Linked DNA regions of Homo sapiens: region 1 is linked to region 2. A link is an interaction called in ENCODE POLR2A ChIA-PET data of the cell type or tissue named here. Cell type or tissue: GM12878. All regions are shown on one strand. Each heading gives the region's core, and the rest is flanking DNA. Links, peaks and the distances in the headings are about the cores only.

What was found. ChIA-PET counts read pairs that join two places held together with the same protein. Peaks named below come from ENCODE experiments on the same cell type or tissue, not always from the same donor. Only the 100,000 strongest peaks of a DNase experiment are listed, where the experiment ranks them.
Region 1: POLR2A ChIA-PET joins it to region 2 with 5 read pairs; 2 of 35 experiments call an interaction of 5 or more read pairs at or near these places.

What each region holds. Positions count from the first base shown.
Region 1 is chr7:94,125,068-94,141,424 of GRCh38, forward strand. No RefSeq gene overlaps it. Among named protein-coding and RNA genes, the nearest start is that of BET1, 130 kb to the left of the region's middle. In GM12878, for the core only: no CTCF peak of the experiment used is centred there; a DNase peak (open chromatin) is centred at 8,614.
Region 2 is chr7:94,074,120-94,090,476 of GRCh38, forward strand. LOC124901812 (a long non-coding RNA gene) reads right to left here and starts at 15,682. Exons shown (of 2, transcript XR_007060642.1): 1 at 15,050-15,682; 2 at 14,119-14,246. In GM12878, for the core only: no CTCF peak of the experiment used is centred there; no DNase peak of the experiment used is centred there.

The DNA of each region.
Region 1 (16,357 bases), core at 7,388-9,887, 51 kb after region 2:
ATATCCCAAAGAGCTCCTAGAAAATAAAGACAAAGCCTAAGGATCAGATACATCTTGAGACTGATAGAGAATTCCAGAAGTTTCTCTCCTTCAGTACTTTATTGTAGTGGACCTATGCCTGCAAAATGACTTGTCCTTTGTTGTACCTAACCTACTCCTTCTAAATGACTAAGTTAACTCTTTAATAATTACCAAAGCTGGCAAAGTTTTTTAAAATAGCTTTTCTTCTGGTTCAAATAACGAGGGAAAAAGCACAAGTTTTGTTTGAATATTTGCTCACGATGATCTGTAACTATTCTAATGTTCAAATAAATATTTCAAGCTACTTATGACAAACATATAATTGCAGATCCCTTTCCAGTAAGGATAAGCATCACCACTTACTGAGTTCCAGATAGTTTTCAAGGTAGATTGAATATGTTATCATCAATTCTTACAACAACTTGGGAAATTGTAGCCCAGTTTAACGGATGAGGAAACTAATTGATAGGATACATTACTAGTACAAGATCACGCTGGTAATAAGAGGCAAAACTCAGATCTCACTTGTTCCAAATCCTGTGTCCTTTGTGCTACAGCAGACTTCCTCTTTGCAGAACTCCCCAGATTCCATTTAATCTTCCTGCTCAAAGGTGTCATTACTTTTACTATGATAACTGTTATGGATTTGGGATTGCTGCTGGTGGTAGTGCTATCAAACAGAAAAGTAGTAAGGTGGTGAAGATCACAGATACCATGTCAGCCTCTCTGGGTCTGAATCTTGGCTCCACCCTTTGCTGTCTGAGTGTCCTTACGTATGTAACTCAACTTAGTGCCTTTATTTCCCCCTCTTTAAAATGGAAATAATAATAGCACCACCTCAAATGGCTGTTGCAAGAATTAAATGAATGAATTCACTGCTTCTCAAACATCAGTATGCATCCGAATGGCCTGGGAATCTGGTAAACCTGTGGATCCTGACTCCAAGAGCTAGAGTGGAGCCTGAGATTTTGCATGCAGGATACTTAGGACAGTGGCTGACATGGAATGAGTTTTCAATAAATGTCATGTATGATCATTTAATGATCAGATAAGGGAAGGTCTGTTGGAGAAAATATTAATTTCACACATTCAAATAAATTTTTGAGATAATGATGATTTAAGAGATCCTGTACTGTGCAAGCCAGCCCACCATGCCAGACCTTCTACTGGGTTTCACCTTTGCATGACTGAGGAGTCAAGTACAGGTCACCTTTTTTGTTACTGGAAATGGTATAATTTTCAAAATGCAGTTGGAAGGAATGTGGCTCACAGTGATGTAGCCCCCTAAAGAGCAATTTTTTTATTGAACAAATATTTATGGAGTATGTGTCAGGTATCAAACCAGGCACTGGGAATACTTGGCCATGCCATCATTTTAAGCTTTTCCTCCATAGAAAATGTAGCATATATCCCCTAACACTAATTGGAAACTAACTAGTTGCAAAGTGGGTGTTACAGGGAATATCAGTCCTTCCCCTAAATCTGTGTTCCTTTTCACTTATCTATCATTTTCTATTTATTTCCCCACTTTCAATCTGTTTAAGTACAGCCCTCCTCTGGACAATTCCTGAGCATATTCACTGTCTTATCCACCACACACATTTTACAGTATTGAGTTCATATATAATATACAGCTTTTAGCATTGTGTACTGGAAAAAATAATTAACAATTAACTATAATTTATTTACATGTCCTACATTGTTTTCAAAATTTTCCTATACTGCCACAAAAGAAAATTTTTCTTGTTCATGTACCTTACATATTTGTGAGGAGGACTTGTAGACACAATAACCTAAATTCAATCTTTAAAACAAAGGACTATTTTATAACCGTGTTTAATTCTATGATGTAAAGGCAGAGTTAGAATCTCAGCTGAAAGCAAAATCCCAGGACATTTGGCTAGACATATGCCTTTTTTATGAAACATATCTATATTAACATAATTTGCACACTTGTACATGTCTATCTTATATCAGCTTAATCCTTATGGACATCATTCTCATATTCTCCCTTAGGAGGTAGTAGTAATGGTTTCACATGTTAGAAAACTCAACTTGCTAACAGCATTCCTAGGATTTTCCCTTTTGCTGTAAAGCTACAGATTTTTGGCATTTGTTCTGCTAAATGCTCAAAAGAATAAAACAGAAAGCAGTTGTTCTTAATTAAACCTATTTGAGTCACAGATCCCTTTGAGCATCTGATGAGTTTATGGATCCTTTCTCCAGAAAAATAACCACATGCACATACTTGGAGATTCCAGGTATAATTTCAGTAGTTTTATAGACTCCCCAAAGTACATCCATCCAATGACCTTAGGTTGAGAGTGCCTATTGTAAGAGCTCTCCAGCCTGTCTATAAACATCAGCGTATATTACAGCAGAACCCTTTCCTCTGAGCCATTTACATTGAGAAGGTGGGAAGCAGTTAGGCACCCAGGTACTTTTGAATGAAGATGGAGTCTCATGTTACCTATCAAACACAAGCCCCAAAGCTGTAATTGACATAAGAACCTAACTTATATGATCTGACATCATGGTGCTGTGACCCATGGAACAGTTTTCAAGGAAAAAACTGGGCCGGGCCAGTTTTCAAGGAAAAAAAGAGTGGGCTGGGCGCAGTGGCTCATGCCTGTAATCCCAGCACTTTGGGAGGCTGAGGTGGGCGGATCACCTGAGGTCGGGAGTTCGACACCAGCCTGACCAGCATGGAGAAACCCTGTCTCTACTAAAAATACAAAATTAGCCGGGCGTAGTGGCACATGCTTGTAATCCCAGCTACTCGGGAGGCTGAAGCAGGAGAATTGCTTGAACCTAGGAGACAGAGGTTGCGGTGAGCAGAGGTCGCGCCATTGCACTCCAGCCCGGGCAACGAGAGTGAAACTCCATCTCAAAAAAAAAAAAAAAAAAAAAAAACATAAGAATGAATAGTCGATGCTTATCAGGCTTCTTCAAGGAAAGGCTCTGGGCACATGAGGATTTATTTATGCATGCACATAGGCTTATGGAGGTGACTGCCACCTTGATGTCACTAGCACATTCCTCTTTAGAGATGGAGATGTAGGTACAGCTGTGATGGTAGATGATAGAAAAACACCTGTTTGTTATTACAGAAAGGATTCTGACTCAGAGCCAGGAAAGTCAGTTGTCTAATCCCAATTGCCATTAAATATGTGATCTTAAGCAAGTCATTTTATTTCCCTTGGCCTAAGTTTATTAATCTGTTAAAATTGTGCAATGGCATGTGACTTTCATACCTCAGAGTCTTCTCTGGGTATAAAATCAAATAACTTGTGGAAGGTATTTTGGAAAAAAACGTATCTATGAATTCTCACAAAAGCACCATACGTTATGAACATTTTCAAAACTACCATCAAAGATGTTGGAAGACCCTTTTCAAGTCTTACCATTGACTCGTTTTGCTATTACTACTCTTATCATTACTATCCCAATAGTATAGAGGCAGGAAATTTTCTTTGTTTGCTTTGATGTTCCATTTTTTTTTAAACAACAGCAACTGAATGGAACTCCTCTTACATGTATGTGGAGCCGTAAAGTCATTGCAAGGAAGTCCCTGTGTTTTTAATCTCAATAATTCACTTTCTCACTAAAGCCCTAAAAGGCTTTCCAAATAGGTTAAACTAATTTAGAGAGAGTCTGAATAAAATGTTGAATGTATAATTCATTCTGATTAACAAATAATCTTTAACCATAAAGAAAATTTCCTCTTGGATGAGAACCTTTGATTACTAAGAGTTTCAAACTTCAAATGCAAGTTTATCACTCCTTTTAGGAAAAGAAATATAGCAGAAACTTTTGCTTTTACTTCAAAGTAAAACTACACTAATGGACAAATAAGTTTTACGTTGTTCATTCTCATGTATTTTTATTGGACCTTAATGGATGTAGAAAATTCTGATTGTGTTACCTTAATCTAATGAAAGACTCTTAAAAGGTAATGACTGTCACAGACCCTGTTTCTCCAATTGGGTCTTCTCTGATAATTCATCTAGTTGGAATACTCTGTAATTATATAGCATTTAGATTCTCTTCTCAATGTACTCATTGTTTTTATGTCAATTGCCAGAATTCTTCAGGGCAGAAGAAGCTGGGCCTTTATTTCCCTCTACTGCTTCCTTGGCAATTGTTTGAAGAGTACTATGAAGACTCTTTTTTAATTCCTCTCACTTGGAGGTAAGCCTTTATAAAGGCAGTCATAATGTGGAAAGCGGAGACTTGTGCTGAGAATGACATTGTTTCATAAAAATGTCAGTGATTATTAATTCATAGAAGATTTGTGAGGCGAGTGGAAAGACCTGATATGCCTCATTTCCTTGACCATATTCATTTTTACCCTGGAATACACATTTTGCTAATTACTGTTTAAAATTGCATTTGCCTTTTACCCAGTCACAATCATATTCATTTTAATCAGTTCAAGTTTGTGGGATGTAAAAATGTTTTCCTATTCATCAAGATGTTACTAGAATAATACTGTACAGAGTCTTGGGCATTCCTGAGAAGGAAGAGTTCTGCATAACAGATTACAGGACACTATCCCAAGTACATGTACCTAAGGAGTACAAATATATAGCCCAAGAAAAATACTTATTTCCAAGCCACTTATCACTAAGAATTCAGCAATTCCAAGGAGTAATTACATTAACCTACACTGCTGTCTAAATTTGCTCAAGTAAACCTCGAGGAACACAGAGTGCTGTTTTAATACAGTACTGCATTAACCCCAAAGACTTCAACTGAAGTTATGTTTCTTTCCAGTACCAGATTTTTACAACTTACTTTCAAATGCTTGGAATGTTCTCTGAGACTCCCATGTGCATCCAAAGGTCAAGGAATTGACATTTCAATATCAGCAACATGACTTTGGAAGCTAGCAGAAAGATAAACACAGTGAGTCACTTGTTTAATCTTGACAAGTAATATGGCTCATGCAATCTGAGGCATCCCAAGTGAAAACAACAGATGTTAGTATCTGCTTTGGGTAAGAGACCCTGGCAGGTCATAGCCAGTATAAAGAATGAGCATCTTAAACTCCCTAAAAGGGAGCTATCAGGCTAAAGGATCTAAATCCAGAAATTATAGCCACCCTCAGAATTCATATCACAAACTCTGAAAATGAACAAAATTAAATGCCAGTCTTTGGAGACATTTTGTGAACGACAGATATTTTTGTGCCATTAAGTGCTGCAATTGAGTTTTAAGTAGATTTGGACCAAGAATGGAGCTGAAGAATTTTTAATGAAGGCTTTAACAGTGTTTACGTTTATAATAATGAAATTTTTTTTCCCAACCCTTCCTGAAATGTTCATTTAATACATACATCCACTCAAATACATCTTTCTAAAACAAGATTTCTGAAATAAATTCTGATGAATTTTAAGCTTTCTTACAGCAAAGAGTTTGACCTGTTTATCTGGTTTGATGGCTTACCCAGAGTAGGTGCTCAATTCCTATTTGTTGAATAAATTATGCTTTCAATGTCATTTTCTTTAAAAAAAAAAAAAAAAGAGCCCCCAACCCCATGCCTATCCTATTCATATCAAAACTCTCCTTCAGTCCTGTTTTCCACCACTCTCCCGCACTGTTCTGGGACTTATTTCCCTATGGCATTCTTGCTACAAGGATTGCACTCCCTCTGTCCCTCTGTCTTCTCTGTCCTATTCACCATCAAGTTCCAATTCAAGTCCCACCTTGTCAATAAATTCTTTTTCTACTGCTTGGCCCACAAAGCTGTTTGTATGGTTGTTTCACCCTCAGAGTCCAGCAGTTCTCATGTAGCTCTTCTCTAGTTGTGAAACCTGTGTTCAGTTTGTGATACAATCAGAGGGCGGCTCCTTCAGAGAGAGTAAGGATCATGTCTCTGCTCCTATTCCCTGCAGATTCCAGTCTAAAGAATGAATACAGGGGCTGGGCCAGGCATGGTGGCTCATGCCTGTAATCCCAGCACTTTGGAAAGCCGCAGCGGGTGGATCACCTAAGGTCAAGAGTTTGAGACCAGCCTGGCCAACATGGCAAAACCTTGTCTCTAGTAAAAACTACAAAAATTAGCCAGGAGTGGTGGCATGTGCCTGTAGTCCCCAGCTACTTGGGAGGCTGAGACAGAAGGATTGCTTGAACCTTCTGTTCAAGCGATGGAGGTTGCAGTGAGCTGAGATCGCGCCACTGCACTCCAACCTGGGTGAGAGAGTGAGGCCCCATCTCAAAATAAATAAAAAAAATATATATATATAAAATAATGAATATAGGATATGATGGTCTCCTAAAGCCTCAGCTAAGAGATTCTCATGGAGTCAGAACAGCCCAGTTAACCTGAGGATTTAGTTCACTGCTGTTAATAAATATGGCTCAGTTTTAAGCTCAGATCATGAGAGCTATGCCAGACCCTTTCACAGTGGGCTAGGTATGTGATTTCCTTGTAGAATTATTGCAAAATTTCAATAATACAGTTGGCCCTCCCTATCCATGGGTTCTATATCTGTGGATTTAACCAACGGCAGATCAAACATATTCAGAAAACAGAATGGATGGTTGCATCTGTACTGAGCATGTATAGACTTTTTAAACTTGTCATTATTCCCTAAACAATACAATAGAACAACTGTTTAGTATTTACATTGTATTAGGTTTTATAAGTAAGCTACAGATGATTTAAAGTATATAGGAGAATGTGCGTAGTTACATGCAAATGTTACACTATTTCATATAAGCACTTGAGCATTTGTGGATTTTGTATGGAAGGGGTGGTCCTGGAATCAATTCCCTACAGATACCAAGGAATGACTGTTTATGACCCCACACCCACAAAATTCAGTTTTTTGAGTAATACAAGTTCTGCATTGATATCGGTCTCTCCCTTTCATCTTAAATCAGATGTGTCAATCTTTGTATTGCGAGAGTGAGTTCAGACTGATGTGTAAATATATAATTTATAATTACTGGGAACTCTGTGCAATTCTTTTTAGAGAATGAGTTTTGCATTGTTGAGATCCCCACATTTTATTTCAAATTTTCCTCTGGACTACCTGTGACCACAATATCGTAGCATGAAGAAGAAAGAATTACCTTATTCCTACTTCTATTTTCCCACAGACTCACTAAACCAAAATTTACACAGAGTTTAAAAGTGAGCCAGTTTCCCTAAAACTCAGAAGTTTCTGATAACAACGTCTGTGAAAGACAGTCAACTAAGGAAAATAGATCACCATCCTCACAGCAGGGTAAGGGTTGATAATTTATAAACACTGGATCAAAAGTGAGCTGAGATCACACCACTGCACTCCAGCCTGGGTGACAGAGCAAGACTCCATCTCTTAAAAAAAAAAACAAAAAACAAACAAACAACAACAACAAAAAAAACGCAAAGGAGAACCAGAAAGAAAGAGTGAGAGAGAAAAGGAAAGGGAATAAAAGTCAAGAATCATGTATGATCTGAAATAGAAACTAGCTCTAACGTGACACTTATATAGAAGTCTACATGAAAGCTTCACATCTCTTCAGCTAATACAGAATGGGATCCAGTCTTCACTACAAACCTGTTACAAAACTCAAACTTGCCCAAAATGTTTCAAATACTTATTCATTCAAGATATATTTTTTTGAGCTACTACTATGTGTCCGGCACTCTTTAAAATGTCCATATATCAGTGAACAAGACAAAGTCTCTATTCTCAGGATATTTGTGTTTTCATAAATGGCCAGGATCTAATTTATCAGACAAAATAGTAGTATGCATTAATTGAACAACTACTGAGTTCCAGGCACTTTGTATGTCATATCTGATTTAATCTTCAAAATAACTCTAAGAGGTAGAAATAGTATTGTCCCTTTTTATAGTTGAAGACACTGAAGTTAAGAGAGAGCTAAATAACTTCCATAGGGTCACACATCGAACAAGAATTTGAGCTTGGATTTGCACCCACATTTCCCTGACTGCTAAGCAGGACAGTCCAAACAGGCTTTAAATACTAGAGCACCAACAAAGTGGTCAAAAATATATTCCACCTCATGAATGTTCTGTGTTGTAGTAAACACTTGAAATTGGGAAAGATTTGATTCTTGAAATATTAAGTTAATTTTACATTATGAGATTTATTTTGTATATAGCTATTAGGATAGCAAATTGCAGGATAATTTTTTTTCATATTAAACCCTTTACCTGTTAAACTTAATGTACCTTATGCAGCCTCCTGCAGTATCCTCAATTGTCTGTAAGAATGACATTTTGCTTGCCTACAAAATATAATTTTAAAACATTTCCAAAAATCTTCAAATGAAAAAGCATTTTACTGACTGACAAAGACAGCTCAGTATTTTCTTTCCTTTGAGCTCTCTGGCTTCTCTTTGGTTTTGTTCTCACCTTCCAGCTTTCCACAGCATCTGAACCTTGGTCCAGGGAACCCACTGGCTCTGGCAAGTGAGACTCTCAGCAGTGCTAGGGTTCACCACCAAACTGGCAGCTGTGGACGTCGTCATTTCAGAAGCTTCCAGAAATGAGTGTGGTTCTGCAGAATGCTAGAATTCTTTTACATGAACAAGGGCTTTGCTGCCTCAGAAGTGTTAATGAGAATTTCACAAGGGGGTGAGGGAGGCCAAACCACAGCTCTTTTTAACTCTCAGCTCCTGGGACCTATTTAAAGTTCCTAGAAACCCTGTGGGAAAATGCAAGACAGAGCAAGCCAGACAATAAGACCTGGTGTAGACCACGGCAATACAGAAAGTTGTACTCAGCATAAAGAAAACAATACACGTTGTCTCTGCCCTTGAGGACTTTATATTCTAAAGTGGGAAGGGAAATCATTTTGAAATACCCAAGTCAGTCAATAAACCATACACCTAATTAGAGCTATGCAACTACAGGAGAAATCTACAATAACTGTGGCATTCTTCCTCCGCAAAGGGCATTTTCTTTCCAGAAGCAGTACAACATGATGGTTGGAAAACAGCCTCTGGAAGCAGACTGCCTAGGTTAAAATTCTGACCCTGAAACTTTCCAGTCATATGACCTCAGCTGGGTCATATGAACTCTTGTGTCAGGTTGTCTTACGTGCAAGAAGAGAAAAATAACAGTATTTCCCTCATAGCCTGTTGTGAGCATTAAATGAGTTAACATATATAAAGTACTTGTAATAAGTATTAAGTCAGTTAATAAATATAAAGTGCTTGTAACCAAGTTTGACTAACGGCAAGTGCTATAGAAAGTGCTGCTTCTGTCTGGTAGTATATTGTTTGTCTTTAAGACAGTTCTGAAGATTGAGTGAGTCGTTTCCCTAGTCTAGTAGCAACGATAATAATTTTTCACCAACCTTATGAAGTAGTAACAATTTTAAACCTCATTTGAATATGAAGAAAATAAAACTTAGCAAGGTTTAAATAATTTCTCTAAGATTTAATTGCAGATCTGTTCGACTCTTCTGGAATTCATTTTCTATATGATCTCTTGCTTTGTCCCTTCAACCATGAAAGAAGATTAGGAAGAATGTTCTAGCATTTGAAATGGGACCCGAACTAAAAGAAAGTTGTTAAGTGAGCAGGGAAAGAAGTTAAGCAGATCTCTAATTTCAAAATCAAAGGCAATTGAAGTACAGGTCTTAGCAGCAGAATTTTGTTGCCTCTAAAATTTCTTCAAGCATCTGAAGAACCACACATTGGAAGTTCACTCAGAATATGTTTTCCTTTCCTAAAGTCCCCTTCACTGATATTTATGACAAGAGAAGGCAAGATGAATTTGAAAGGCAGAGGTTCTGAGGCCAGAGTTACTAGGATCTGATGTGTTTATCACAAAAATCTAAAAGCTGAAGGAGTTATCAGAAATCAGTTGAGATAGGTAAGAGGGAGAAAAGAGATCTATGTCCTGGGACAGACACCTTGAGCTGCCTAAAAGCAGCAGACAGCTCTTAAAATTGGTGCCTGCATCCTTCATCCTCAGTGCAATCTTGTCTTAAAATATCTAGATTGTGAAAAGAGCTAGTGCTGCTCCAAGAAGCATCAAGAAAATGCTGAAGTTTTATTCAGTCCTTGGGGGCAGACTGAAAAACTAATAAGTTTATGAAAATTGCCTATGTATCATGCTGTGAAAACTTCTACAAGGATGCACAGATGGGCTTCAATTTGGACAACTTTGTTGCTGCATATTAAGGGCCTTTGATTTTAATATCCAATAATGAATAAAACTACTGGTGGGTGTCCTCCTGAGTCATAATGTAATCAGAGGAGAATGGCTGAGTCTGCCTCTCATTTCTTTTCACTGTTGAATATTTGCTCTCAGCCAGATGTACCTAAGCTGAGAACACAACAAAGAAACATTGTATATGTGGTAAAGGAGACCAAAGGGATTTTGTCAGAAGGAAAGCAAGAACTAATTAGAGTCAAATAAAAGTGTGGCTTCGAAGTTATGGAAATTACTGGACTTTCTAGAAGCAATCAACCCTAGTATACACAGTCTTCCAAATAAGCCAAAACTTTTCTGCAATAAAATGTAGTTTATTGAGAACTGTCATCTTTGTTCCCTACCTAATGGCCCAGCCCCACCCTGATCTCAGATCACTGTAAAGGCAGAACTTACCACTAGGTTTTAGCAACACCTAACTTCCCAGGTGCCTGAGTGTTAAATACTGATTACCTATGCTGACTAATGAATTAAAGCTTCTCTTCGTCTGAAGACATTGTTACCTAACTGGTGAGTAGGATTTATATGTGCCTTGTTGCCTGTATCTTTCTCACTTAGTAAACTTCATTGTCTTAGCTGAGTTAGTTTGAAGTCAAATTTAGGTTACCTTATGTTCCTTCTTGTCCCCAAGTAAAACCATTGTGCGGCCACAATTTTTCACCTTTTCCTCTACCCACATTCTTTTCAATGTGATTTTGCAGCTCCTCCCTTCAATTAGTAGAGTCTATTTCTTTACCCTATGACTTGATGTGACTACCCTTTTGACCTCTTTTTGATATGTGGAAGAAGTAAATGTGTAGAATGCCAGGCTAGTCCTGGCCATGGACACTTTGGCTTTCTACCTTAATCATGAGAACAAGAACAGACTATCATGCTGGAAGATGAGAGACTACATGGAGCAGAGCTGAGTATGCTCAGTTGTCCCATTCAAGGTCTCAGAGAAAGTCTGTCCCATATCAGCAAAGCTACCTGACTGATCTAAAGTTGGCATGCTAGAGTGCCACTGACTAGGAGAACCACTAGGCATCCCAATAACTCTTGGGGAAAAAATGATTACTGTTTTAAGCAACTAGATTTGGGGATGATTTGTAACATGGTGCTATCTAATAAATACAACCACCATGTTTTCTACCCAGTTCTCAGTTCTGACATGCATTCTGACATAGCCCCTACCTAAATGTAAGCTGTAATCGTCAGCTCCTGGCATGGTCTGACATTCAGTGCTTCTCATAACATAATTACTAAACAAATAATGTAATTGAATTCATATTAGTGAGCATTTGGATTGCTTTCTAATTTGAAATCAGATTTAAGTTTATTTTTCTTTTTCTTTCTGAGTTGTGTCTCTTTTGTATTCTAAATTTGATGTCTTCTCTATTTCTTTTTCACTTTCATTTAGACAGAAATGAACAATAAATTTGAGATATTAATAAACTTTATACATTCCTTTGGTAGAAGAATTTGGACAGTAGAAGGAACCATACAAAGAGAAAGGCAAATAATCCCAAAGCAAGTGAGAATGGAAAGTCTGCCTTGATCTTACAAATATAATGAAATTCTAAATCAAATCACAAAAATATTCTTAGAGGTATTATTGCATAATTTTTATATTTTTATGTGATTTCCAGTAGATGTTACCTGTCCTACATTTTATACATTGTCATATTTTTTAAAATTTTTCTGGAAACTTAATTCAGAAGTCTAGGCACTAAAGGTAACTGAATCTTTTTGATTTGGTGATTTAGTTCTTCTGCTTAGTAGAATTCGGAATATCACTGAATTTTCTTCTGTCTTCTAGCACTTTGAGATTTTCAGCCAAAGGAACTGCTTTTTAAAATAATTGGCAGCAGCATTGATTTACAAAGGTGGATAGACATTGCTCGTTGGGGAATAACGTTTTCAGGAGCAAGCATTCTACAAAGGTGAGGGACTTAGGGCAGATAAGCACTAAATTTTTTCTTTTCACATAATTCTCTTTATGGATAAAACTCATCAAATTTTATCAATGTTAGCTTTATGCAGCAAAGCAATGAGTGTTTTTAGATTACTATTTGCCCTTCTGTACATCTGAAGCAATAAGCACAATGTTGACATCAGAAAGCTGTTATATTCTATGGAGATGGTAGAGATGCTGTTTACTTGACACAATTGAGGACTCTGCTTGTTTCCCCTTTCTATGGAGACAGGTGAATTTATCGTCATAACCAGCAGTTCGGGAAGGGCTGTATAAAAAGGAAAGAGCCTATGTTCTCCTAATTAGCACATTAGATAGCAGTCATTTAATGCTTGGCACTTGATTGTGTTCCTTGTCTCCTGCAGTAAGCGAACATTTCCCATCATGGTCTGGCTGTTGATGCAAAGATGCTGTGAAAGCCTTGTTCTTGTCTCCTTCTTTCTCTACCTCATTAACTGGTTCATTTAAATTGTGGCTTCTTCATAAAGTCTAACATTTCAATATCAAATGTTCCATTATTAAATTAGGCATTAAAAAATAGGAAAGGGAGGGTTGATCATCACATAATATGTCTCATTTATTTCAATACTTACAGTGATTCCATTTCATTATTTGGTGGTATGCTGGGGCCCATGTACCCCTGCATCCTTACCATCTATTGAAACAACTATACTTTTTAATTCATTTGTGTATTCAACACACACTTACTGAGCTCTTTCAATGTTCAAGGCCCTGAAGAGAGACTTTGATGGAAAGAAAGAGAAGTTTTGATCCCTCCTTAAAAAGAGCCTGTATCTCCTTCCCTAGGAGAGATCAACTTTAAGAAAATCTTAATAAAGAAAGGTAACACACTAACGTAAAGGATAAAAGACTTGAATAAATACCTGGAAGATTAGGAGTAGGCACAGGAAAGGAAAAGTGTATTAGATTCACCATTGCTCGGCTTCAACAACTTGTTAAGTTCTGTATTTGTGTTTTGTGTAGTTTTCTCTAGATTTATTATATCTGCAATTAAAATATCAATAAAGTAGAAGTATATTGATAATGCTGCAAAGGGAGAGACATGGAAGACAGTTACCAAAAATGAATGGATGTTCTTAGAAAACTAAGGAGAGTTAATTTTTAGAATGACAGTTAAACTGGTATCTCATTTCAGTATAAATTAGACTCATACGAAGAGTAGAAGATGTTCAAGTATGATTTTATTCTTTTCCCCAGAGAATTAAAATCTGACCTCTGTCTAGTGTCATTAATTAGCTTTCTCTCATCTTCCTCTCTAAATGTAGTCTATCTACACTTTTTTACATCAATCAAGTTAACAGATATGAAATGTTTGATCAATTTAAATATGCTAGTTTGTTTTACATGGGAATAAGTACATTCCTATTCTGTGTAATTGATTTTTGTTCATCTAAATCCAGGTCTTCACAATATCCATAAAACGTTTATCGGCATAATTCTAATCTATCAAGATTATTTTTTAAAATCTTGATTCTGTGTCAGTTATTCACTCTTTCTATAAAGGTATTTTTATCACCACTTATTAAATCATTCAATAAATATTAACTGATTCCTTACTATGTGTTAGATGGATATAGCAATAAATGAGACAAACTTTCCTGGCTTCATGAAACTTAATTTATAGGGGAGAAGACAGATAATAAAAAGTAGATAGAGAAGTAGATAGTATGTCAAATGGTGATAAGAACTATGTGGACAAATAAAGTAGGATATAAGGGATAGGAAGCATAGAGACCTCTAGGCTCTGAGACCAGTCTCAGATTTTGGAAGGCAGGGCGATGAGGTCAGTAGGAGTAGCAGAGTGACAGTGAGAGGTAGGAAATTAATATGGAGATATAGAGAGGAACCATGCCCTGTGGAGCCTTTTGGACCTGGAAAGACTTTGGCTTGGCTCTGTAAATGGTGGGAAGTCATTAGAAAATTTGAGTCAAATGGTGACATAACAGCCTACATTTTAAAAGATCACTCTGGTTGCTGTGTTGAGAATAGATTGAAGAGGTACAAGAGTGGAAGTAATCAGATCTGTTGACTATTTCAGCAATCCAGGCCAAAGCTGGTATTAGCTTTGACCAGGTGGTAGCAGTGGAAGTGGTGAGAGAAGTGGTCAGATTCTGAGTATATTTTGAAGGTAGAATCATATAACTTGCTAACTGATTGAACATGAGATATGAGAGAAAGAGAATTCTAAGTTGACTCCATGGTTTGAAGCCTGGGCAACCAGAAGGATGGAGTTAGTGTTTACTGAGATGGGCAAGGCTGCAGGAAGGAAACTTCAGGATGGGAATCAGCAGTTGGGTAATGAACATGCTATATTTGAGATGTCTAACAGACATACACGTGAGGATATTGAGTAGACAGTGGAATAAATGAGTCAAAGGGGAGTTACGAGACGTTCAGGGTAGAAATAGAAATTGGAAAGTCATAAGCATATTGGCGGTTTTAAAACCAAGACACTGGAAAGAAGCACACAGGAACAAGTGTAGATAAAAAAGAGATGCTATCCCAGTTTAAAGCCCTGGAGAACATAAATGTTCAAAGATCCACGAGCTGAAAAAGAATCAATCAAAAAGACTAAAAAGGAGTAGCCAGTATAGTTGGAGGATATGAGTCTCGCTCTCCTATACTTGAGCAGAGCAACTTCTTATACAAGTTGTTTTAATAAAATATTTAATTAGATGTACTTAAAATATAAAGAATAAACAATGAAAATTCATATAACTCTTTGTGCTTTATTGAATCTTTACTTTGTTTTATACATACAACATTGCAGCTAAAGTAAGAACCTCTGTATACCCTTCTAATTCCATTTCTCTCCATCCCCCTTTCTCTCAGAAGTCATCACTCTTTTAAGTTTATGTTTATTATTCTCAAAGCATGTTTTTCATTTTTTCAAATTTAAATATGTGTAAATACTTAATTTTTGTACTATATACGTATGTAAACATTATATATATATATATATGTATATTATAGAAAAAGTCTCACTCTGTTGCCAGGCTGGAGTGCAGTGGCACAGTCTCGGCTCACTGCAACCTCTGACTCCCAGCTTCAAGCAATTCTCCTGCCTCAGCTTCCCATGTAGCTGGGACTATAGGCACACACCACCACGCCCACCTAATTTTTGTATTTTCAGTAGAGACAGGGTTTCACCATGTTGGCCAGGATGGTCTGAATCTCTTGAGCTCGTGATCTGCCTGCCTCAGCCTTCCAAAGTGCTGGGATTACAGGCATGAGCCACCGTGCCTGGCCAGTATTATTTTTAATGTGTTATTTTCCAGGTTTTTAAACTTTATGCACAAGCCGTATATTGCCTTTCATACTTTTGGGGTTTTATTTGCCTAGTAGTATATTTTTGATATAATGTGATGTCATTTTAGATAGCTTTTGTAATGCTGCACCACATTCCGTTACACAAATGTACCACAGAACAGTTTTCTGAACTTTTTATGCTGGACAGTGTGACTGTCTCCAAGTTTTACTGCTTCCAACAATGATGCTGCAAACATTCATGTACTGTCTTTATGTACCAATGTGTGTAGCTTTCTCTAGCATGCAATCCAGAAGTGGAATTGCTGGTCTTAGGACACATGCATCTTTCATCTTATTAAATATCCCTAAATTGCTTTAAAATATAGTTGTGCCAATTTACACTGCTACCAGCAGTGTTGGATAATTCTTTTTGCTGGACTCGCAATTTTTAAATCTGATGGGACAAAAATTTTGGTCCCTTTTAAATCTAATGGTACCAAAGTGAGCTCTCATTGTTGTTTTAATATTTATTTTCCTGATTACGCATGAAGTTAATTCAACTTCTCCAACATCTGTTGGCATTTTGGGTTTCTTCTTCTGTGGAGAACCTGATCATATCTTCACCCATTTTGTAATTTTTGTTTGCTAATGTTTTGCAAATAGGAAAACTCACATTAAATCTTTCTTTTTTCTTGAAAAGGAAAATCTGTCAGTAGTCAGCAACATTTTCACCAGGCAAGAGTTGACAGAAACTCTCGAGCTAGAACATACAATTTTCAGTTTGTCACAGTCCTGGCCACTGTTTATTGCATGACAACTAGCCAGATAACTTTTTTATTTATCTACCTGATCCCTAAACGAATTTAAATGGAGAATCCTTTTCTTAGCACCACCTGAACCCAGAATTCATTTGGGTTTCTCTCGAGAGT
Region 2 (16,357 bases), core at 7,515-10,014:
TCGAACTCCTGACCTCAGGTGATCCTGAGTGCTGAGATTACAGGCGTAAGCCACCACACCCAGTCCACATAAAGGATTCTTTATGACCACAAAAAATAGGAGGATAAAGCTTCAGTTTGGTTCATAGATGGGTCAGCTCAATATCTCTGTGAAAGATGACAATAAACTGCTGTTACACTACAGCTTCACTCTTATGACACTTAAAATCATGGTGAAAGGAAATCCTACCTAGGGACAAAACTTTGAGTGGTACACCTGGTCATCCACTTTATGTAGAAAGAAAAATGACCCATGATAAGAATATGTGTGGACTGAAGAGCAGTGGCAAATGGCTTGCCTGATGGGTCAGGGCCCAGGAGAGAGATTAGAGGACTGTAGAGACAAGGCAGTCTGGAGAAGAGGCCAGTAGACAGACTTATGGGATTGGGCACCAAGTGTGAAGGTCTGTGTATTGAATGATAATGTCCGCTGCAGGGCATCCTACATGGAGGAAACACTAAAAACAAAGTAGACAGAGTACTCGGGCTGACAAAGCCGGGCTGACAAAGCCGGGCTGACAAAGCAAGGCTGCCACTGGCTACCCCAGGGCTGACACAAAGAGCACATGAACAGAGTAGTTATGGTGGCAGATACAGAGGCCATGCATATGTCCAACAGCATGAATGCATATTCACCAAGGCGTGTGTAGCTACTGCTGAATGCCCAACCTGCCAATAACAGAGACCAACACTGAATTCCCAATATAGTACCATGCTTTGAAGAGCTATTAGCTATTGATAGCAAATTGATTACACTGGACCCCTTTCATCTAGGAAAGAGAATTGGTTCATCTTACCTGAAATCGATTAATAATATCGATATAAGATTGTCTTTTCTGCTTGTATGGCCTCAGGCACTACTACCACCATATAAGATTCTGAATAACATGGCTTTGAACCAAGAAGCCCACTTTGTAGCAAGGAGGTGTACTTGTTAGGGTTCTCCAAAGAAACAGAATCAATAGGATGTGTGTGTGCACGTGTGTGTGTGTGTGTGTGTGATTTATTATAAGGAATTGGTTCATGCAATTATGATGACTGGCAAGTCCAAAATCTGCAGAGCCAGTGTCTAGCTTGAGTCCAAAGGCCAAAAGCTTCTGTAGAACCAGGAAGAGCCGATGTTCCAGTTTGAAGACTATCAGGCAGGGGAATTATCTCTTACTCAGGGGAGGGACATCCTTTTGTTCTCTTCATGCTTTCAACTGATTGGATAAGGCCCATCTACATCAGGGAGGGCAATATGTTTTACTCAGTCTACCAATTTAAATGTTAACCTCATCGAAAACACCTTCACAGAAACACCCAGAATAAAGTTTGACCAAACATCTAGGCACCCTGTGGCCCATTTAAGTTGACATATAAAATTAACAATCACAGAGGGTGTAGCAGTCATAGCAGTGGGCATGTGGTTATGCAAGTCACGTGCACACAGAAACTGCCAGTTGGATAGAGTAACAGATGGCCTTTTTAACAGCATAGACAAGGCACCAGCTTGAAACTGATACTCTGAGGTACACCTTAAATCAATGAAGTTTATATGGTGCTATGTTTCCAAGAGGTAAACTATGTGGGTGCAGAGACAAGTGGTAGAAGAGAGTGGCTCTGCTTCTATGTACCCACTTGAAGAAGTTATGCTTCCCATATCTGCAATTCTAGGCATTTTTGGTTTAAAGGTCCTGATTGCTATAGGAGTAATGTGTCCACCAGGGACAGTGGAATTTCTGATTCCTATTAACTTTGAGTTGTGGCTGCCATCTGGTCATTTCAGACTTTTATTTTTTTTCTTTTAAGGTAGAGTCTCGCTCTGTCACCAGGCTGGAGTGCAGTGGCAAGATCTTGGCTCACTGCAACCTCTGCCTCTCGGGTTCAAGCAATTCTCCTGCCTCAGCCTCCTGATTATTTGGGACTACAGGCACGTGCAACCACACCTGGCTAATTTTTGTATTTTTGGTAGACACAGGGTTTCACCGTGTTGGCTAGGATGGTCTTGGTCTCTTGACCTCGTAATCCACCTGCCTCAGCCTCCCAAAGTGCTGGGATTACAGGCGTGAGCCACCGTGTCAGGCCCTATTTCAGACTTCTTATACCAAAAGATTGGCAAGCTACAGAAGGAATTACTATCCTGGCAGAAGTAATTGACCCCGGTGATCAGGCAGAGGCAGGTCTTCCACTGGGACAGGAAGCCTTACATGGAGGCAGGGAAGAATACATTTGACCACCTGGCAATCCATTGGGACATCTCTTGGTACTACCCTGTCCAAATTGGCAGTAAATTGATAAGTGCAACAGCCATCATCTGAAAAGGCACAGTGGCCAGGGGATCAGACGCTTTATGGATAAGTGTCTGAGTTGCCTCAATATTTAAGCCATCTAAACCAGAAAAGGTGGTAACTAAGGGTGAGTTGGTGGAGGCGAGAAGTGACGAATGTCACCTGAGCTCCTTAGGCTAAGTACAGAAACAGGGCTAGAGCTTATCTTAGTGATACTCTTATTTTAAATTTTCCCAGGGAAAGGGACTAACTAGAATCCTGAAGGAGCTGTCTTTGATGGGGTAAATGTTTTTTATATGAGTAAGTGGATTTGAGCAGCCCAAGGGGTGGACTATAGTGGATGCTGTGGTTTGAAGGCCATATTCTCCCTTTAAGAATGGGACACCTATTTGCCTATGTCAGGACTGTAGCCTACTTTCAGCTCATAGCTGAATTGCTTTCCAGAAATTTCCCTTGCCCAAGAGTTCTGTCTCATTCAAATATATGTTCCCCTCTCCCCAAGAACAGTCCTCCTCCAATGACTGCTCACCTGAGGGGAAAGGAAGTACAAAGGCCTGGGGCCCTTACCTTAATTCAGGACAAATCTGAAAGGCAATCACAGCTTCATAGCTGAGACCATAGTTGTGACTATATCACAGTTTAGTTTCTTCCTCTGCTTAATTTTGCTTCCTTCCAGTAAACTTTCTGTTCACAAATAACTGTCCCAGAATCTGTTTCCAAGGAACTTAACCTAAGACGATAGGACATATTAGTGACCATCCAAAGAGGCCTTAATTTACTTTCACATGAAGTCATTTAAAAGCACACACACACACAAAAATCCGCTTCCATTATGGCACAACTTATTATGGTACATCTTTTCAGATATATGTGGGGCCTCCCTGGCAGCATGAGCTGATGAAATAAATGAAACAGCTCTGTCAGTACCTGTAATTCACAGAGTTCTTGGTGCAAATGTCATTTAAAATAACCAGCCTCTAAGTGGATTCCACCTGATTCAGATATTTAAGTTTTCTCTCTAGGCCATTCTGAACTAAGAATTATCTTAGGTTCATCCAAAAGATGGATTTGGGAACTGTTGCTGGGTTCATTTTATGGGTCCAAAGTAGAGCAAGTTCTGTTGTCAGAGCATTTAGAAATATGGATATGTTTGCTTCTTTTCTACCTCATTACCAAAATATATAGGATTATTTGTAGCTTCAAAAAGTGAGATAGATAAATCCCGCTGTGTTCAAAGTTTAACAGGTATCTCAAACTGTTTTTCAAATTGACTTGAAATATAAAGTCACAAAGCCTCAAGGCAAATGTAAGCTGAATCTTGCTGACTCTTTTTAAAATGTCCAAATACTGCTATTTTTTAAAATGTCTGGAACAACTGGTGATATTTCAAGAGGAAAAAAATTGGAAATTTTTTTTCTTTAGGCAGAAGTGAATTATTTCAAGCTCCAAGTGGTTCCAAATTCCATGGAGCTCCAGAGACTGGGTTTCCTGAGATTTCTAGCGGGCACAGTACTTGGCATAATAAACTTTTCTCCTGCTCCATTCCCTCCACCTCAAATAGCCACGTGCCCTCTAACCAGCCCTGGAGACAGACCTCAGTGTTGAATGATGGATAATAGTCATTTTCACCAATTCGCTTTAAGAACTATGTTTAGTTTCCAAATACTAAAGGAACAGGAACCGCTGCCTTAGGAGAACAGTGAAAATCAAAACAGTTTAAATTTCGAAGTTCAAATTCATAATTCTGTGCTGCAGTCTAGTTTCCTCCCCATAGGAAATGTGGTATTACATACAGTACAAAGGGCTGCACTCACGTGGAAGGGTTAATCCAAGGCTGTCAGAGCTGAGAATGACCTTGGAGACTACCCATTTCTATGCCTTTCACTTACAGATGAGACGAAAGGCTCCAGGGAAGTGATAGCAGAATGGAGAGGAAAAGAGACACAAAGTTAGACACATAAAGTTCTTAACTTTGTTCTTAGTTACTTTGTGACCAGCTTAGATATTAAGAGCATTCACTTATCCAGAGATTTCTTTTATTTCTTTCACTTGAGGTCTGCCTCTCAGCCACAATTCCACTCCACTCTGCCTGCCCTCAACCTTGTCACCCCTTTCAGCAAGCTGACCTCATTATTAAGGCTTCATATGTTAAAGAATATCTCTCAGAGAAGCTACCACATGTGTTACAGTCTTTTATGTCAGCCTCTTTTAGGTAAAATGGATGAGAGTAAGGCCTGGCTGATGCTGATGGGGCATCATGCAGAAGCAGAAAGCTGTGTCTCCTCTTTGTTAATCTTGTATGCAGGGCCCAACAACCAATGCCCTCCTTCTCTTGAACAGGACAGAAAGGTCCTGTCTTTGTTTTCTTACCTAAACCAGCCCTAGAGACAGACCTCAGTGTCTCAAGCACTGTGATGCCTTGGTTTACTTACTCTAACATGTCATGCACTATTTCACGTCCTTCCAAAGGCTTCCTAAGATTTCAATCTCTATGTCAATCCCCATCCCCTCTCTTTCTCTACTTTTTCAACTATACTCTTTTTTTCCATGAGAAAGGTCATGTTTCTTTTCTTAATTCAGTAAAGTTTTATACAAAAGTCTCTTGTAATCCTACATCTATCTATATATAATATATATGTTATTTTATGTAATGCCTGATCTATGACAATGTATAGTCAATAAATGATAGCAATTATTTTTAATTATCAAAATAAATTGTTAGAGATTCAAGTTAGCATACAAAATGGAAATACATTGACAATCTAAAAACTATACTAAAACATAAACTCAAGACTTTATTCCTCTTCCTGTTCTATCAAAATTGTGCCAAGTAAAAAAATAAAAATTGTTCTTTTTATTTCCACATTTTCTGCTGAAATACCTCTTGTGGGTAAACAGTTTGGAAGAGAAGAGCTGAAGTCTAGAAAACTGACACATTAGATAATTAGACAGTGAATAATTGAGAGGCAACTGAAATGAGTATGAATTTTTAAAATGGCATCACAGGCTAAGATCACATCTCTCAATCAGATAATATTGTTAATTAAGACATCTTATTTCCAATAAAGTTTGAAAAAACTGCAGGCAGATGTTCTCATTCATTTTATAGATAATAAACCTGAGGCTCAACGAGACTGTATGATTTGTCCAAAGTAAAAAAACAAAACAAAACAAAAGCATGTTGATAACAGGGCAAGATAGTAACAGGGTAGGAATTCACATTTTTTTTCAGCACATTTTTTTGAGCTAAATTACATCTGTGACGAAGTGTGCAGATTTTAAGTGTACAGCTCAATAGGCTTTCACAAACTGTACTTTCAGGTATATACCACCTGGATCAAGATGTAGAATATTAAGAGCAGACAGAAGTTCCCTAATAAGGCATATATAAAAGAAGCCAGATCTTTTGACTCTGGGCTCAATCCATAAAGGTCCTTAGCATGATTGGACTTTTTTTCCTGATATACACAGCAATGGAATGACAAGATCAGAGTGACAAGATCAGAGCAATGGAATGAAAAGATCAGAGAAAAAACGGACTGAAAATCTTTATATGCTATTGGTGTGAAGCAGTATTGTACTATAAGTGCTATGGAAGACCACTCAACAGAGGTCCTGGAAACCTATTTAAAATTCTGATCTGTTGTTTATTAGATGTGTCATCTTCCACAAGGCTTAGTGCCTTTGCAATTTTTACTCCCTCTTTCCAAATTGCTCCTCTCCCTTTTTTTTGTCCTGAGTAACTAACTACTACCCATCTTTCAGGACTGAGCTTAATCCTCACGTCGGTGAAAGCCTTTCTAACATCCCCAATTCAGATTCCGTTTTGCCGTTACTAGTCTCACAGAAACTGGCACTTCTCCTTAAAAAAAAAAACTTATCTAAATTTTCCATTTATAAGTGATTATTTTGTAAGCATTGTTTGTTGATAATAATATCTGCATCCTCAGCTGGTAAGTTCTGCAAGGGTAGAGTCATGTCTGTTTTGCTTGCTACACCTGTTTGGGGTTACTGAGACTACCCTCAAGTTTGATAATTTGCTAAGAGGACTCCTAGGACTCAGCAGATATTTGTGCTTACAGTTGTGATTGTTGGAGTGAAAGGATACCGTGCACAATCAGCAAAGGGAAGTGGCACATGGGTGACACTCAGGGAAATTGAGCGTCAACTTCCAAGCATCCTTTCCCAGTGGAGTCACACAGAATGCACTTAATCTCTCCAGCAATGAGTTGTGACGTGTAAAACGTTGCCAACCAGAGAAACTCAGAGACCCATTGTCCAGTGTTTATACTGGGGCTAATCACATAGAGACCCTCTGCCAAGCACATACCTAAATCCCAGACTCCCAGAAGGAAAGCAGGTGTTGAGGACACACCACATTGTCTATATAAATAGTTTCAGCACCATGAGTCACTCTTACCAGTTCTGGGAATGGAAGGAACCCTCCTAAAATTTCTGTTCGCAGATGCGAGAACACCAATTCCATGAATGGTTCTCAAAATAAGGATTTAGTTTGGGAAACTATCAGGAGATATTGGTTAACAGGCTTAAATAATTTGCTGGTCTTTCTTTAATTGCAGGAGTTTCAGACATTTCAGTTTATATAAATCTGCAAGGTGGTAAGGGAAGGTAGAATATGCAGTGTTTCCTAGAATATGTTTTTACCCTCTCATTTTAAGAGATTAGTGTTCTGGGAGAACATGTCGACAAATGTTGCTCTAATTCCAGCCCCTTTTTTCAGACCAGTCACCTTCCCACCTCAGCATGTTGTGCTGTCAAGGTTTAGGATAGAACAGTTCAATGAACACCTTTCAGGTTGCATGGAACATGTTAGAGCTACAACTGCTTAGTCTGTTAAGTCTTTTACTTCCTTCTAAGCCACTTGCAGTCATGATCATAACCCCATAACACACAGCAGTGACCTGAATCACAGATAATGGGAGAGTAGAGGGGTTAAGCATATATTTTCACTGATAGCAAGAGACTATTTATTTAATATCCCACCTTATATGACCCAATTTCTGTTTCTTGGCAGAATTTTGCAAAGGCAATTCAGTTTTGCAAAGGTAACTTAATTGAAACTCATTAGCATGTTACTGACCATACAGCACAAATAGTGTAGAACAGAAGTAATTAACCACTGTTCCGGTTGAAAACCTACATTCAGCTCCTTTTCTATTTTCTTCATGGCTTCTGGGGTTGAGACTACTAAGGTGAAAGCTGTGTCAAAGAGGTCATAAATAAAACCACTGCTTTGGATAATTAATATATAGTACTATGATTTTTTTCAAGTCAAAACTATTAATTTTTGACAAAATACTACGTATATTCATACAGAAACTCATTTGGAATAATGGTTTTTATATAAACACTAGAGGAACACCTTATTTTTCTTCCTGGGTTTAATTGAACAATTTTAATACAAAGCAAATTAAGTAAAATAGGATCGAAGCTTCTCTGCAAAGTAATAGTTTACTAAGTTTAGCTAGATGTATGCTTAATGAAAAACCATAATTTTTTCCATGGTTGGAGGAACTGAGACAATGGTTGTTTGTCAAATAATTCAGACCATATATTTAGACTCCTCAGCCACCTATGAAGGTATTGGTAAATTAGCTGGCATCAAGTCTCAACTATGGGCAATTTATGGAAACAATTACAGCCCCAAAGAGTGACAAATTTTCTTCTAATTCTAAAGACAGGGACCAAGGCTTTATATTTTCATAATGAGAATTTTAAAAACTATCTCAAAAATGATGCTTGGCTTCTGCAGTTGGATAGAGAATGTCCTATGATCATTAGGTCTGATCTGTTCTAGAGACAGAGCTGTTAGCAACTCCCAGCCAGGAAGTGCAGATAACTCAGTGGATGGCTCCCTCCACATCAGAGGAAAAACATCTCAGAGTGCCTTTGCTGCACTATCATTCTATGTCAAGGAAATACTGCTTGAGGGTTAATAATAAACTTCTATTCCTTGGTAGAAATATAATAAACTCAATGTAGTAATACAAATGAGATAAATCAAAATAAAGTCCTTGAATTCCAGTACTTTGTGGTTTTCTGTCCTTTGTGCAGCATCACAGGGGTGTATCAATTTATTTCAAGGGTGTTAAATTCTATCATTCACTGCCACCATCTCATAAGAAAAAGTGACACTCTTAAGGCAACAAAACTGAAAGGCATCACAATAAGCTATTTAGCAAAGGTCTGGAATGTCCTCAAGAAAGTCAATGTTGAGGGTAGAGTGTTTCCTCAAGGAAGTGGAGCTATTCCTCATAGCACTGTCTGCAGAGGGTTTGCTGAAAAATCATACAGAGACCCAGCAGCTGCACCATACATCACATATCAGAGTCTTAGGAAAAGGAGATGCACTTTGGAATGGAGATGCTGGAATTAATGCATAGTTAAGAGGTATTTGGACTTTATCATTTTACTGACCAGTAGTAGCTGGTCATTTTTTAAAAACGGGGTCTATTATAGAGGCAAATTTTTTAAGTAAAGATGTTTAAAAATATAGTCATTTAGTATTACTATTTCATGCAGAAAATTAAAAAAAGCATTTAATAGCAACAAAAAGGAAAAACATAGTTCCCAAATAAAACACCATATTTAAATTTAAAAAGAAAAGTAAGCGCTTTGTTAAAAATGTATCCTATTGCCCTATTGCTTTTCTAGATAGAGTGGTGAAAATTTTATCAAGGGTCAAGACCACTCAGTGGACATTGATAAGAACCACCGATGTGCATGATGTTACTTAATGTTGTCCTTTTCACCTGGTAGATACCTTTACAGTGGGATTTGAGAATCTTTGATTTTGAGAAGATTACTACTTCAGCTGCCTGCTGCTGTTCACAGAGCAAATGATGGTTGAACTCCTGGCCGGCGAAATTTCATTTATTTGTTCTGAAAATATTTAATGATGTCATTTTATCTCTTAAGATCCAAATCAAATAGAAAATGTAAAACAATAAACACAAGGTGTCAGGTGTCTGGCTTATACAATCCTTTTAAGAAATGGTCCACAAACAGTGCATCCGAATTAGTTGGTGATACTTTTAAAAACAATGAAGTTTATGGAGCCACACCCAAGATCTGTTTAAATCAGAAAGGTTAGGAGTAAAGCCTAGGAATCTACATTTGTGACATGCTCTATAAGTGATTCTTATATACACCAAACTTTGAAAATAACTTTTTTGGATGACCCCAGATGGACAAGATCATATCCTGCTCTGGGGGCCAAATTAAGTCATTTTTAGCTGCATTTTGAAGGATGGGTAGGACTTGAGGATGAGAATTGGAAGGAAGGGGCATTCTTTTTGGAAATAATGACATGAATGGAAACATAGAAGCAGAAGAACAAATTGTATTTAGCGAATGGTGAGGAGACCAGTGTTGTTGGAGACAAGCTATAATGAAGGGGAAGAGCAAAAAGAAAAATGAAGAAGCACGTAGGAGTGACATTGCGATTGACTGTCCCACTAGAAAGCATCTGCTTCCCATACAACAAATAAATAGAAGGTCCTCCAAGTATAGGTGACCTAAGCAAATATAGTAAATGTTACAGGTTCAAAGATGGTGGAGGGGTGAGAATGGGGGGTTCTGTAGAGCAGGCACTCCTCTATTTTCAATTATCTGTTTACTTATTAATATTCAGCTTTGATCCAAAAATTTAGAAACAAGCTCTGACAATCTAATTTCATTAACAGAATTAATAAATGAGCTTTGTTGATGTGTCTGCATTGTAACATCCTCAGATAAAGCAGTGCTAATCAACTGCTGTGGTGGATAAAGATAAGCACACAAAGACTGTGATGATGTTTCCCTCCCTTTTCATAATTAACTTTCGAATCTGTCATGCTTTTCAAGGTCTAAAATAAAATAGTAGGCAGTGAAAGTTTGATCATCAATTGCATTTAATAACACCAATGGATATTAGATCTTACTGTTCTATTTAATATTTTACTTACTTTTTATTTAAACTTCAGATTCTATCAGATTCTATATTTTCATGCTGTTTCATTCTTAAAACGCTTTCATTCCCAATTCAGGGATATTTGTAGATTCTTACTATTTGAGTGCATGAGTTAAACCTTCCATCTACTGGCTCACTAGGAGGCCTGTCCACCATGAGACCAATCCAGTGCTGAGCCACAAGCTGCAGCAACTGTCATGGTGGAAGAACCCTATGGCCACATTTTGATATTTTTTTCTTCTTGGCCACTTCTTTCATCAGATATTATTCTACAGCTGCCAAAGTCCACACTGCCACCACTGTTCATGGCACACAACTCTAGACCAGTTTGAAATTAGGTGTTCATGTTCAAATTCTGACCTGATCACAGGTCATGGGCCTAGTGTGGAAGAATAATTCAATGTCATGTGGTACAAAACATGGCCAACTATATAAGCAATCACCTGTAAATAACTCTTGAACCCCTTTGGAAAGGAGTTGTGATCATGACAGATTACATTACTGACCTTTCCACTACAGCATACTATTCAGTACAGGGATCTTTTGACACAGGCAACCAGTTTATAAAACCAACATACAATGTGCTTAAAAAGATATTCAATTCATCCATGCTCAAATGATGAAGGCTTGATTCTGGAAGCTTGACCATGAGTGACTGAACTCTGTCGTAGAGAAGTGGCACCTTTCTGATCTGAGTCATAAATAGTGGCATAGGATATGATTTCAAGTTCAAATTTTGTAGCATTGAATTCAAATTTATCAATAAAATATATAAACTCTTCAAGATGAAAAACCTGTGTGAAGTTCACCAGTAGACCATAGCGAACACAAATTGAATATCCAAGCCTGAATGCAAAAGTGATTTCATAGCTCCAGAGCTTTATCCTGCAAACCAATAATAATAATAATAAAAACTATGCAGCTGGAGTGGTCAGGTCCTCTTCATCACTGCCAGGGATTCCTAGCTGGTCTTATTGCAATTCTGGGTTCTCATAACCACTGCCACTAAGAGTGGAGCTGGAGGCATAAGCAAAGGACAGACCAGTGTCTCCAACTCTCTTATACCTGGGCACTGAGCCTCCACAGCACCCACAAACAACCCAGTAGCCCCACGGGATAGGGCCAATGCCACAGCCCACAGGTTATGTGCTTTTTATGTTTTCTGTTTGCAATCGCACTGCAAATTACAGAGCCTTTGTTAATGTTGTCATGACTGAAACACTGATGAATGATTTGAAGCCATTTCCCAAGAAGCATGAAGAAGCTTGTCATTCTGGCTTAACACCCAAACTTGTTTGCAAAAACTACTTTAACCTTCTAGTTTTCTCTAGATTTTCTCTGTCCGGAACCCAACAATCAACTGCAGCAATCTCTCTATGTCTCCCAACATATTTTTGTAATATTCCCCCACAAGGCATGGAACTTCTCCATTTCCAACCTCCTATTTTAGGGAAATGTGAGTTTAGAGAGTTGATAGAAGCCTCTCCAAAAGAGTGGTTTCTTCCTTGGTTCTGGTATATTTTCTTGTCCAAGAATATCCTTGCCAGGCAGATCATTTCTGCCCCTCTTTCTCTATACAGAAGGAAGGCTAAATGGCTCAAGGGAAGGGTCATAGCATTTAAAGTCTGGCAGACGGTTGTGAGTGGTGTGACTGGGGAAATGTTATTCAACTTCATTGTACTTCAGTTTTCTCTATAAGACTTAAACTGGGGATGAGAAATAGCTAATGTAGTGTTTGGCATGGAGCAGGTATTCCAGTGAGGGATATATATTGATTAATATATATCAGTGATGAGGAGTTAATATATTGAATATATATATATGTGTGTGTGTGTGTGTATATATATATATATATAGTCTAGTGATTGGTCTATCTGGTTAAAGCCATACCATTGGATACCTCTTCTTGGATTCCTATGATAAACTAGATAGATAGATAGATAGATAGATAGATAGATAGATAGATAGATGATAGATACATAGATAGATAGATAGATAGATAGATAGATAGATAGATAGATAGATAGAGTAGATAGACAGATGGGTTCAAGAAAGAAAAAGTTATTTTTAGAACAGATGGGAAACACCTGGAAGTCACTGAACCCCTGCCTTCCATGGGTCTATAAAATAAGCCATCTTAAGCCAGCTGTGGGATGGATAGAGCCACTGATTTGATCTGGCCCCTGAAGCTACCCAGAAATCAGAGTTGAGCTAAAAGAGATACTGAAGAGTTAGCAAACATTCCTTCTCCATCTTAAAATTTGACTGACTGTGGTCTGGCCAGTTAGAACCCAGCTGGAAAATGGAAATATCTCCTAGTATATGAGGGAAATATTCTGCTTCTCCCTGCAATGACATATATTATAGATGATATATAGGCATCATATATATTATACCCCCCACACACATGTTTACATATAGTAGAACAGTAGTAGGAGTTTTTGTCATTTCTTTGCCAAACTATTTTCAAAGTGCCTTAGAAACTGAAAAATCACAGGAATGTAGTATTGGGAATCTGAACAGCTAGATTCTAACAGTAGCATACTGGTAAACCTACTCTCTTGAAAAAAAGAAAAAATGGTTTGTAGTGTTTGCTGATTTCTGTGGTGTAAATATTCCCACAGTGGCTGATTTCAAGCTATCAACCTGACATCATCAAACACAGAATTGGGAAGAGAAGAGCATAGCTGGCTCTTGTGAGCTGGTACAAGCCAGTTCTAACACAGTAGTGGTTCTAAAATAAGACATGTGTTTTGTGAACCAAACCTTACTGTCTAGGTTTCTATTTTCTCATACGTACATCAAAAATTAAACAAGACTAAAGTTTTTCAATTTAGATGTTAATAATAATTATACACACACACACATATATAAATATATTACACATGTATATGCACACAAATGTGTGTGTATGTGTATATACACACATATATATACACATATGTTCTTTGCTCAAAGAAACTTGAGAAACTGTAAAGAAAATTAAGTAGATTTCTTTATAGCAGGACCTCTTAGAGACTTTAATACGGTGATTATGTAAGAGGAAGCTATAGTATTTAGCTTTTCCTAAACATTTTTTTATGGCATAGCTGTTAACAACAACCAGACCTCTGTGTTTGATATTTTTGCAGCTTTGAAATCCAATTTAAAAAAAAAGAAAAAGAAAGAAAGGGGCCTCAAAAAGTTACCACCCTCTTCCCCATGCACACTTTCCAACTCCATTCCTCGCTTTTAAGTTAGGGGAGCTAACTTTTGTTGCGTACCTACTAAGTGCTGCATCTGAAACTCAGCTATACCAAGGTTTTCTACCCGGAAAGACAGAAATTATCTCCTACTCAATTCTATATTAGAAATCTGAGCTTCACTAGATAATTTAGCCAAAGCCATAGTTTGTTTGTTTGGAGTGAAGGAGGCAGCGAACACTGCCAGTCAAAAAGTACCTCTCCCAGGGAGCCTATTTAGAAACAAAAGTGAAATCTAATTCACATTCACATAACCATAACCGCAATCGATCCTGTAGGTGGAGAGCGATTTTAGCAATAGTGACACCTTGTGGCATTATCTGCCATGGCTCATTAGCCAGGAAGGCTAAAAGAGATTCCTTTCCAGACAAGTCACCCACTGAAAGCGGTGGAACCAAAGTGAAGAGTGCTGAGAATTTTGCAGGGTTATCATTTTGTTTTTTCTGAAATAACCTGAGATAAAAGCAGCAGAGCTGTCTTTTTTTCCTCCTTTTCTCTTATCCTTAGTTCTTTTCTTAGATTCCTATGATAAACTAAGAAGCAAGGAAGTATACATTTATATCCTACTCCACCTATATCCAAAACAAAATAGTCCATTTTAAATGCAAAGGTGACTGTTTATTATACAAAACACTAATGGCCTTAATTTCCATGGGACTTGCAGTTTCTGGGAGGTTCTCTGTATATTCTTTTCTTGTGTTTTCAGAGAGACTTCAGATGCTGCCTAATAAGAAGAAAAAACAAACACATTTTTCTAAAGCAGCCAAAGTGCTTTTAGGCTCTTAGAAGATAACAGGGCTGCTGTCAAGTCATTTGAAGAGACATCTGGAAGGCAATTTTACAAAGATGAGGGAAAATAGGAAAGCCAAAACTGGACAATAGAGTAGAGAAAGAGGAAGTTAAAAAAAAAAAAAGGACTTTTACCAGCCTTTTATTGTAAGACCAAGGACATACACTGGATTCTCAGATTTCACAAGAAGCCAAAACATTGTTTAAAACTTCCATTTGAAATTCTAGAGTGGAGAATTAAGGATGCATGTGAACTTGTTGCAGATTTTCAGGGGTTAAGGCAGTGGGGAGAGAAAAGGTTTAAATTATGCAGAGGCACCATGACTCAGAAGGCAAAATAAAGAAGTGGAAAATGAATGTTTGTGACTTCCACTTATGTCATGCTGCAGGCACATCAACTCTCTGAGCTTCTGTTATGCTACCCACAGAAAAGAGATAAATACCTAGAGGGAGGCAGGACAGTCACAAAAAAGACCAACTCTAAAGCCCTTTGTTTAGCTTGGTGACCTGGTAACTGCACCTGTGCCCTGTCTCCTTGGTTGACAGGGGATAAAGATGGTGATGGGAGCTCAGAACAAGGGAAAAAGAAAATAGGACTTAAGGGAGACGTAGAAAGGTTCGGAATGAAAGAATGGGATTAAGGGAAGGAAGCAAACAAGCAAGGAGGCTTTGTGAGTACTGTCAGAGACAAGAGACCAATGAAACTATTTTCTCCAAGTAAGTCTTGCTTCCAATTACCTGTAGAGAAATCTGTCCTCAACATCCCTGGATGAAGTGGCCGGGGGCAGTGAGCAGAGGAAGTTGAGCAGGGATTCCATGTTTCTGAACTGTTTCTCATATTCTTTTTTTCCACTAGAATATTCTTCCAACTCTCATCTCTCATTCAAAACCTTAACTTGTCTCTCTAGTAGCACCTCACATGACTAGTAAGCCCTTTCGAAGGGGTATGCACACCATTGGATACCCCTTCTCAATAATGGCTTGGCAAACACTGCAGAGCACCCACTGTGCACCAGACACGCCAGCAGCACCTGGATGCAAAGGATGAAGTCACAATCCCCTCAGCCCTCCAATTAGCAGCTCACTCAAGAATGCTCTGAATCTCCTTCCCATTCTACATCACTGCATCTCTCTTGCTGTTCTTACTACTGTTATTGGAAACAATTGCTTTCTTCCCAAGACAGGTCCTAAACTACACTGGGGTAGAGACAGTGTTTCCATCTTTGCATCTCTCTCTGTGCTGTCCCAAAGCCATTGCACACAGCAGATGCCTCCTGAATAAATGATCATGTATTTGAGTTGAATGCCTGACTGACTGTGAGGTTAGGACTTGTTGCTTCCATTCCCAAAGTGCTACGCTCCAACCTAGTGAGATAGAGGTAGTGATTTTCTCATTGGCTTGTGGCTAGGGAAGGCTAAGGTTCAGCCAGCAAAGAGATTTAGCAGGAGGGCCAGCCAAAAGAGTGCACCAGGAAAATGGAGGTCCGTGAGTAGATAACATCAGATTGGTTAGGAGGCAAAACAGAAAGCGAAGTGGACCCAACCATCCCACCACAAGTGTCCCGCCTGCCCTCGAGCTAGATCTGAACATTCCTTTATTCTTCCTGTCTCCAAACCTATTCCTCATGCCCTAGCCCCTCTGGGCAGCTCTTCTTGGTGGAGTAACAACAGCTGCTATTCTAAGTACAGGAAGCTGTCTTGTAAACAGTAATTTGTTCATATCAAATGTGTAGGACTAGAAACAAGGTAATACATGATAACTTTAATTAACACATTCTCAGATAAGACAGCCCTATTTTGAAACAACAAAAAGAAAAATCTTCATAATTCATCCTGAGGAAATAAAGCTCCTTATAACAAAACAACCAAGTTATCTATCAGAAGCTGCCAGGACACTGCCCCTTAATCAGCAGGAATGGGTGGCCAAATGCCCTGTGTGGATGGAGAGCGGCAGCCAGACCGGCTAATCAGTAGATCCCCGACGTCGCCTCACAATGCAACGTCTACCCACGGATGCTTCTCTGACCTCAATTCCCAATCTTGTCT